3 separate regions of the Homo sapiens genome follow, and all the other regions are linked to region 3. Evidence: chromatin contacts called from ENCODE Hi-C or POLR2A ChIA-PET data. All regions are on one chromosome and are shown on one strand. Each heading gives the region's core, a stretch centred on a gene start or an enhancer-like site at or near the end of the contact. The rest is flanking DNA. Distances are from core to core; before and after follow the strand shown.

Region 1 (2,700 bases), core at 1-2,500, 520 kb after region 3:
ATTAAATCAGAAATTCCATGTAGAATTGTTTCTTTTTTTAAACACAGAGTTTGAACAACTGACTCTTGACGGACAGAACCTTCCTTCTCTCGTCTGTGTGATAACAGGTACTGCCTGGGACCCTGGGTGTCTGTTTGGTTGGGGGATGGTGGAGGGGGAGGGGCACACAGCCTTTACCCTGTGCTTCCCACGATCTTGTCTCCTTAATCCTCACTGCAGCTCTCTGCCATAGGGTCTTACACTGCTTGACATGCGGGAAACTGAGGCTCAGAGGGTTTCACAGCAGGGCAGGGAGCCCAGATTTGAATCTGTAGATACCAAGCTTTCTACTTTTTCAGTAGTTTCCAAGCATCTTTTTTTTGTTGTTATGTCATTGGTGTCTTTTTTTTTTTTTTGAGACAAAGACTCTGTCGCCCAGGCTGGGATGCAGTGGTGCGATCTCAGCTCACTGCAACCTCTGCCTCTCACATTCAAGCAATTCTCATGCCTCAGCCTCCAGAGTAGCTGGGACTAAAAGTGCCCACCACACCCAGCTTATTTTTGTATTTTTAGTAGAAACAGGGCTTCACCATGTTGGCCAGGCTGGTCTTGAACTCCTGACCTCAGGTGATCCACCCGCCTTGGCCTCCCAATATGCTGAAATTATAGATATGAACCACTGTGCCCGGCCATGTCATTGGTGCCTTAACCAAGCTTCTTTTAATTTTTCAAACAGAAGAGCCCCTGTCCCAGTTACTGCTGCTGAGCCCTTTCAAGATGATTCAGTGAGGAGGGAGAAAAGCGGAAGCGGTGTGGGAAGAGGCGGGGTCTGGGCCAGCTGCTGGTCCTGCTCTCCTCCCTCCTCTGGCCTCTAGGCTCCCAGGACTGGTTTGGAACCCGCGCCATGTGCTCTGGAGGCTGTGGCAGGGCAGGTGCGGCTTGGAACCCGCGCCATGTGCTCTGGGGGCTGTGGCAGGGCAGGGGCGGCTTGGAACCTGCGCCCTGTGGTTTGGGGGCTGTGCCAGGGCAGAGGGAGTCCTCTTGTCCCCTGTGCACAACACAGACAGAAGGCTGGGCCCACCCAGTGGGTGGTCGCGTGCCAGGCCAGTGCTTACCCCGCCTTGTTTGCAGCCCGAGGCCAGCTGGTTGCAGGTGCAGGGCTATGCATCAGGGGTCAGGGTGCACATACCCCTGCAGGTCTTGGGGCTCCTGAGTTGCTTCTGGAAAGGCCCAGATAGGGCCTGACTGCAGCTGCCGAGGGGTGGAGCTTCTGGGAAAAGGATCCCTCCTAGGGGGGAGTGTCTTGGGCCTGGGGCTATGTGGCAGGGACAGAGACGGGTTCATGGCAGTGTCTGCTCTTCTCTGTGAAGGCAAAGGGCCTCTGAGGGAGTATTACAGCCGCCTCATCCACCAGAAGCATTTCCAGCACATCCAGGTCTGCATCCCCTGGCTGGAGGGCCGAGGACTACCCCCGCTTCTAGGTGAGAGGCCAGCAGGAGGCTCAGGGAGGAGGCGGGGCCTTATGCAGGGGGAACAGGGGTGGGCGGGGTGTACCTTTTCTGAAAAGGTGGCTCTGGAGGCCACTTGGGGACAGGACCTGGGCTCTAGCTGAACTCCCGGGAGAAGGCTACTTCCTGGTGTGCCAGCCCCTCCCTGCCAGGTGGCCCCAGAGGCCCTTTACCAAGGGGTTTGAGGAAGCCACGTCCTTTCAGCCTGCCACGCCCTCCATTCAGTCCTCTTCCTTCCTGCAAGAGGGCTGGGCCTGGGGTTGGGGCCACTGTTGCCCAGGTGTGGGAGGGCAGTGGCTTTGGGAGGTACAGGGACGATGAGTCAGACAGCGTCGCCTCACCAGTGAGATGGTTCTCCTTTGCCTCCGTCTCTTTCCCCATTGATTTCTCCAAGTGGGGAGTCGTGGCTTGTTCCTGATGCGTCTCTAGAGCCACATCTTCCAGCTTCGAGTGAGCAGAGCTGTTGGAGGCTGAGGGCCTTTTCCTGGCAGGATTCTCCAGCTAGTCTTTGTTTTAGACAGTCTTGCTCCGTTGCCTAGGTTGGAGTGCATGATCTCAGTTCATGCAACCTCTGCCTCCTGGGTTCAAGCAATTCTCCCACCTCAGCCTCCCGAGTAGATTACAGGATTACAGGAGCTCTCCACAACACCTTGCTTATTTTTGTATTTTTAGTAGAGACAGGGTTTCACCATGTTGGCCAGGCTGGTCTTGAACTCCTGACCTCAAGTGATCCTCTCGCCTTGGCCTCCCTAAGTGCTGGGATTCCAGGTGTGACCCATCATGCCTGGCCCCAGCTAATCTTTAGAAATGTTTAGCTATTTGGCTTTATTTTCACACTGACAGCTGGTTTGTGGTGGGTGTGCTGTGGTTTATTATTATTATTATTATTATTATTATTATTATTATTATTTTGAGACGGAGTTTCGCTCCTGTAGCACAGGCTGGAGTGCAATGGTGCGATCTTGGCTCACTGCAACCTCTTCTTTCCCAGGTTCAAGTGATTCTCCTGCCTCAGCCTCCTGAGTAGCGGGGATTACAGGCACCTGCCATGACGCTTCGCTAATTTTACATTTTTTTTTTTAGTAGAGATGGGGTTTCACCATGTTGACCAGGCTGGTCTTGAACTCCTGACCTCAGGTGATCCGCCCGCCTTGGCCTCCCAAAATGCTGGGATTACAGGTGGGAGGTGAACCTGGGAGGTGGAGGTTGCAAT
Region 2 (2,700 bases), core at 190-2,689, 560 kb before region 3:
CTGGGCTGGCAGCCAGGGCCGCCTTCTCCCTGTATCCTCGCGTGGTCTTCCTTCTGTGTGTATTTCTGTCCTAATCCCCTCTTCTTAGAAGGACACCAGTCAGACTGGATTAGGGCCCACCCTAAAGACCTCATTTTAACTTGATTACCTCATTAAAGGTCCCATCGCCAAATAAGATCACATTATGAGGAGCTCTGGGGGTCTGGACATCAACATATGAATTGGGGAGACACAACCAGCCCATCACAGGAGACTTCTCTGAGATGTGACCCTGGAATTGAGGCCTGAGTGGCAAGGTGGGGCCATGACTTGTGTGATCCAGGGCGGAGGTGACTCCCATAGCAAAATCACAGGGCTGGGCACAAGCTTGGCTTGTCTGCACTGCCTGCACGGGGACGAGCAGGTTGGAGCCAGCCTGGATGCCGAGGGGCCAGTGAGGAGGGGCCAGTGAGGAGGAGCAGGTGAAGAGCCCTCCTCACCTGTACACACGGAGTCCTGCTAAGTCTCAGCTCCAAGTGGCTCAGACCCACCTGCTACTCTCCAGTCGCACCCACCACCCAGCCCAGCCCCAGCACCACTCCTGGACAGCTGTCCTAGCCTCCTGACTGGTGTCCCAGCTCCATCAGAACCACGGACCACACAGCATCAGGTTAATCTTTTCAACACCCAGATCCCACCTCGGGCTCGCCCACTCACAACTCTCCTGTGACCTCCTCTGGTGACCATCATGACTGTGAGTGACCAGGCCCTTTCCCATCCTCTCCTGCAGCCACACTGACCCTCCAGGGCTCCCCTTCTCAGGCCCTTTGGGCATACGGCTCCCTCCACCATCCCCAAGCCTACTCCTGACCAATCCACATTCACCCTTCAGGTCTTGCCAGACCCCAACTCTTTAGGGAGGCCCCACCTCCATCTACAGCCTCTTCCTAACGTCTTTCACGGCCCCTGGACTTTTCTGTCCTTCATGTATTTTTGTGATGACTTCATTGAGGTCTGCTCCTTCGGGGGGGGAGGTTGCGGGGTAAGCTCTGTGAGGTCAGGGGCCATGCCATTGCTAAGGACAGTGGCTGGCTCAATACTTCATCCTTCGGTGAATTAAAGAACCAAGTCAGCAGCTTGGGCTGGCAGGGCCTTAGAAGTCACCCAGCCCAGGCTGACACCCTGCACGGCGCCCCCGAGAGCTGAGTGTCCGTGTCTGCTCGCACACTCCTGTTGCACCCTTCCCACCGCCATCCCCTGCTCAGTAAAGTTGGGGGGGTTCCCGAATTCAGGTAGGGACCAGAGAGGAGTCACAGAGGACCCCTGAGGACTGTCCCCCCACCCCTTGTGATTTATTTTCCGCCCTTCCTCTGCTGCATCCCGCCCCCCTACCCCAAGCTGTTCTTCCTGCTGTTGTTCTCTTGTTTTCACATGTTGCTCTCTGTTTCCTGTAAGGCTGCTTCACTCAGGAAACGCCATGCAGCAAAGGAAGCCGCTGTGTGCGAACCTCCAGGACCTCCCAGAGTAGGTGCTGCAGCGTGGCCGTGGCCTGATGGCCCAAAGTAGCCTGGCTGGGTTCTGAGGGACCTGTCAGCTCTGCAGCTTCCTGAGACTTGCTGAGTCACTGAGCGGCTCAGAGCATAGGAAGCAGAGAGAAAAAGACAGCAGTGACATTTTTCATCTATTCCAGAATAAACTGAGCCCAGGCGGTGTAATGGGCTTTTGATGCGTCCCCCTGGCTTTGATGTGATGCCTTGACCGCTCCCTTGGTTACAGCAAGTTAACCGGTCAAACACTAAGCTACAGTTGCTGTACAGGTATTCTGCATATGGATTAAAGTCTGTCATCAGTTGACTTTAGGTAAGGGACATTATCCTGGCTGGTCTGGGTGGGCTTCAAGAGCCAAACAGGCTTCTGTGTGAAAGAGAAGTTCCACCTGTGGACAGAAGGGTGTGGAATCCATCTACAGCCAGGCCTACAAGCTGTAGCTCTTTCTGAAGGACTTTATGACAAGGAAGTGGGCTGTGTGATTGTGGGGGCTGGCTAAGCAAGCCTGAAGTCCACAAAAGGGAAGCTGGCAGGCAGGTGGAGCTCATGGGCACGCCCGTGTCTAGAGCCTCTGGGGAAGCCCATAAGCCGTGCCCGTGAGCTCCACCTGCCTGCCAGCTTCCCTTCTGTGGATTCCAGACTCATTTAGCCAGCCCCCGTGATCACACAGGCCACCTGCTTGTCATAAAGCCCTGGAGACAGAGCTACAGCTGCAGGCATGGCTGTAGATGGATTCCACACACTGGCCCCACTTCTCTGGTCAAACCCTGACTCGTACAGGGCCTGAGGCAGGAGGGGGCGGAACTGATTAAGGAACAAAAGCTAACATTTTTGAGCACTCACTGGGTGTTAGGCACTGCACTAAGGACTTTATCTGTACAACCTTATTGCACTCCCAAGCAGTGCTGTGAGTGGTTTATCAGTGATGATGCTTTATGCTGCAAGAACATAAAACCCAACTCAGAATGGCTTAAACCACAAGGACATTTATTATCTCATGTGAGAAGTCCAGGGGAGAGCAGTTCCTTGGCAGTTCAGTAAAGTTTTCAAGGACCTGATTCATCTTCCACTCTGTTTTCCTCAGCTTGTCATTTTGGCCTGTCAGCAAGGACCCCTCATGGTTGCAAGAGAGCTGCCATGGCCTCAGGCATCACTGCCATATCCACGGGTCCT
Region 3 (2,701 bases), core at 161-2,660:
CAGCTCCTAAGGCTCCACTCCCAGCGGGGTTCCCCTGCTCTTCGAGCCTTCCCACCTCCCATCCTGCCCTACCAGGCCCTGCTCAGACGTGCCCCAACGCCCAACACGGCCAGACTCTCCTGCCCCGGCCTTTGCCTGAGCCCTCCCCTCGCCTGAACACCTGTCTTCCTTTCTACCACCCAGCAAAGCTCAACACAGCCTTCAGGATCCAGCTTAAAAGCCCCCTGTTCTGAAGCCTTCCCAGATGCTGCCCTCAAATCAAAGGGGTGTGCCTCACTTGATCCTCATTCATTCCCTCAGCAGCAACTATTCAGGTGTCTGCTGGGGCACTACGAAGCTCCTAGAGCTGCCCCCATCCCTGTGTGCCAGGCATCACCCTTAGCCTCTTGCCTGGCTGCTTACCTGTCCCCTCGCCAACCGGGGACGGTCAGGGCTCGGCCGCTCTGACACCACCCCCAAGGGCAGCAGAAAGCAGCTGGAAGAGCCCTGGCCTGGGTTCAAACCCCACCTCTGCATGTCCCAGCTATGTGACCTCATGCAAGTTGACCCCTTCTCTGAGGCTTGGTTTTCCTACCTGGACAATGGGAATAGGGTTGCTGGGAAAACTGGAGATTGTGTACCTCAAGGGGCCGCACACGGTAGGGGCCTAATATGTGCTTGCTATCATTAGTATGCAGGAGGTATCCAATAATGTTTGTGTCATGAGGCTCAGTTCCCCAGGCTCATCTGGCCTTCTCAGGAGCAGCACCAATACATATTTGCTGAGTAAACAGACTCAGGTTTTGTGTATTACGCCAAGCACCCAGCCAGCTGCGTGGCAGAGCTTCCTGTTTATGTCCCTGTGGCTGGCAGATGTGACACCCTGAGGAGAATGCAGGTCAACCTCCCTGCTTCTGGGGTCCCAGCCCGGAAGCTAACACAGGAAAGTGGCTGCTGACGGGGCCAAAAGCCCGTTTTGTCCCCTGCCATGCTGAGCTGGAGATGGGTCCCTCCTCTTAGTCCTCAGCCACCTCAGAACAGCACACCCGGCCCGTCCCAGAGCTCCCCAGGGTGTAGGCTCAGCAAACAGGCCCCCACCGCTGGGCCTGACTTCAGTGTTCTAGGAGCAGGCCCTGGGGAGCAGGAGGGCAGGCGCCCCTGCAGCTCGGTCAGAGTGGAGGCTGCCCCACCACACAGCTGGGAAGAATCGGCAGGACTCAAGTCAGGCTCACACCTCCCCATCCCAGGCGCCCACGGCCCAGGGGCAGAGCCATCCTGCCCACCCACCCAGCCCCCTGGCTGATCCTGGAGGCGCTTGCCCCAACTCCTGCAGGGTGGGGCTTGAGGGCTGAGGGCAGGCCCCACCCTAGCCCTCCCAGAGCTCCAGCCCCTGCCACGAGGCTTCCCGACACATCCCAGATGCCCGGCACGTGGCCACCACGTGTGACAGCTCTCACGGGCCTCAGCTCCTCCATGGAAGTAACAGATGGCGAGTTCCAGGGAGGTGGGGAGGGGGGTGGCTGGCACGCCTCCAGGACTCGTCAACGCTTCCCACCCAGGACGCGCCTCCAGGAGGGGTCCAGAAAGGAGCTGCGTCCCCAACCCCCAGCCCAGATGGTGGGGGCGGGGCTAGTTGCAAAGACGAGCACTGGTTGGGGAGTCCAGAGCTAAGCACAAGTCCAGCCCTGTGTTGTGTGATCTGGCGTCATCTACTTTTCCTTCCTGGGCCTCATCTTCCCCATCTGGACAATGGGGAATGGGGTGGCCAAGGGGTTCTCTGGTCATTCTGCAGGGAAGACATGGAAGCCACCCACGGGGCAGTGGGCTCGGCGGTGGGTGGGTGTGTCCAGGGTCACAGCTCAGGCTAAGGGAGGACAGGATAGGGCAGCGTCCACCCTCCGGCTGTGGCACGGGGCAGGAGAGCCTGGGGGCACTGGCTTTCCCTTGGCAGCTGTTGGCCCCCAGCTGTCCCCCTTGGCCTGGCCCTCACCACTTCCTCTTCTTGCAGCCCCGTGCAGTCAGAGTGGGGCTTCCTCATGCAGAAGGTGGAAACTCAGAGAAAGAAAAGCAAAGCCCACACAGGTGCGAAAGCACTGCAGTGGGCCCAGAGCAGGGGTCACACCAGGACATGGGGGCAGTTAGTGGCCTGCGTGCTCCCCGGCCTCCTCCTGGCCCCACCCGGCGCTGGCCTGGCTTCTACTTACCTGGAAAAAGGCAGTGTTGGCCAGAGGCACCAGGATGTTCTGGGAGCCACCCGTAGGCACGGGTGCCAGGGGTGAGAGCAGGGTCCGGGGGCAGTCCTGAGGGCTCTGCAGAGGAAACAGAAGGAGAGGGTGACACAGGGGCATTTCAGAGAAGAGGCAGGAGGACTCACTGCACCCCAGCCTGCCTGGTTCAGTCCTGCCTTCCTGAGGAGAAAACACTAGTCATTCAGTCCTAACGGCCACCAGCCCCACCCCGTGCCTCCCACTCGCCACCACCCTCCATCCTATGGGCAGGTCGCATTGGCCCTGTTTAAAGATGAGGAAGGTGGGCACAGGCAGATGGCATAACCCGCCCAGTGGTGGGGCCAATTTCCTCCATGAGTGCTCCCTGGCCTCAGACGAGGCTGGGAGGCTGAACTCCAGGCCCAGCTCCTCCCTGTCTCTGGGCCTCACCTTTCCCAATAGTAGAACAGGGGGGCTGCACCCACTCCCTGAGATGCCCCCAGGGCTGAAACTCC

The links. Hi-C counts contacts between places; a loop is a spot of excess contacts on that map. ChIA-PET counts read pairs that join two places held with the same protein, here RNA polymerase II (POLR2A). Pooled maps may share reads with other maps.
Region 1: a map with no recorded cell type shows a loop between it and region 3 (5-fold over the local background). The contact joins the promoter of LINC02014 here to the enhancer-like site in region 3. A Hi-C loop is called at or near these places in 1 of 37 single-sample maps with no recorded cell type and 2 of 50 pooled maps. POLR2A ChIA-PET finds 5 or more read pairs at or near these places in 3 of 52 experiments (CD8-positive, alpha-beta memory T cell, PC-9 and activated B cell).
Region 2: a loop to region 3 is called in a pooled map, with 2.1 times the contacts of the local background. The contact joins two enhancer-like sites. A Hi-C loop is called at or near these places in 2 of 50 pooled maps. POLR2A ChIA-PET finds 5 or more read pairs at or near these places in 2 of 52 experiments (activated B cell and activated CD4-positive, alpha-beta T cell).

What each region holds. Positions count from the first base shown.
Region 1 is chr3:130,093,054-130,095,753 of GRCh38, forward strand. It overlaps LINC02014 (long intergenic non-protein coding RNA 2014), which reads right to left and starts at 1,251. Exons shown (of 5, transcript NR_146710.1): 1 at 1,095-1,251. It overlaps ALG1L2 (ALG1 chitobiosyldiphosphodolichol beta-mannosyltransferase like 2), which reads left to right. Exons shown (of 8, transcript NM_001136152.1): 4 at 48-107; 5 at 1,350-1,460. RefSeq lists an enhancer at 1,744-1,823.
Region 2 is chr3:129,014,417-129,017,116 of GRCh38, forward strand. All of the region lies in intron 2 of EFCC1 (EF-hand and coiled-coil domain containing 1), which reads left to right. It also overlaps a transcript of CFAP92 not described here. Among named protein-coding and RNA genes, the nearest start is that of EFCC1, 14 kb to the left of the region's middle. RefSeq lists enhancers at 1,510-2,017, 1,731-1,840, 1,861-1,910, 2,588-2,700 and a silencer at 2,691-2,700. Within about 2 kb of position 1,440, at least 23 of the 41 ENCODE cell types and tissues checked have a DNase peak (open chromatin) inside an H3K27ac peak, as active enhancers do.
Region 3 is chr3:129,576,146-129,578,846 of GRCh38, forward strand. PLXND1 (plexin D1) reads right to left here. Exons shown (of 36, transcript NM_015103.3): 9 at 2,184-2,288. Among named protein-coding and RNA genes, the nearest start is that of PLXND1, 29 kb to the right of the region's middle. RefSeq lists an enhancer at 542-1,268. Within about 2 kb of position 1,411, at least 23 of the 41 ENCODE cell types and tissues checked have a DNase peak (open chromatin) inside an H3K27ac peak, as active enhancers do.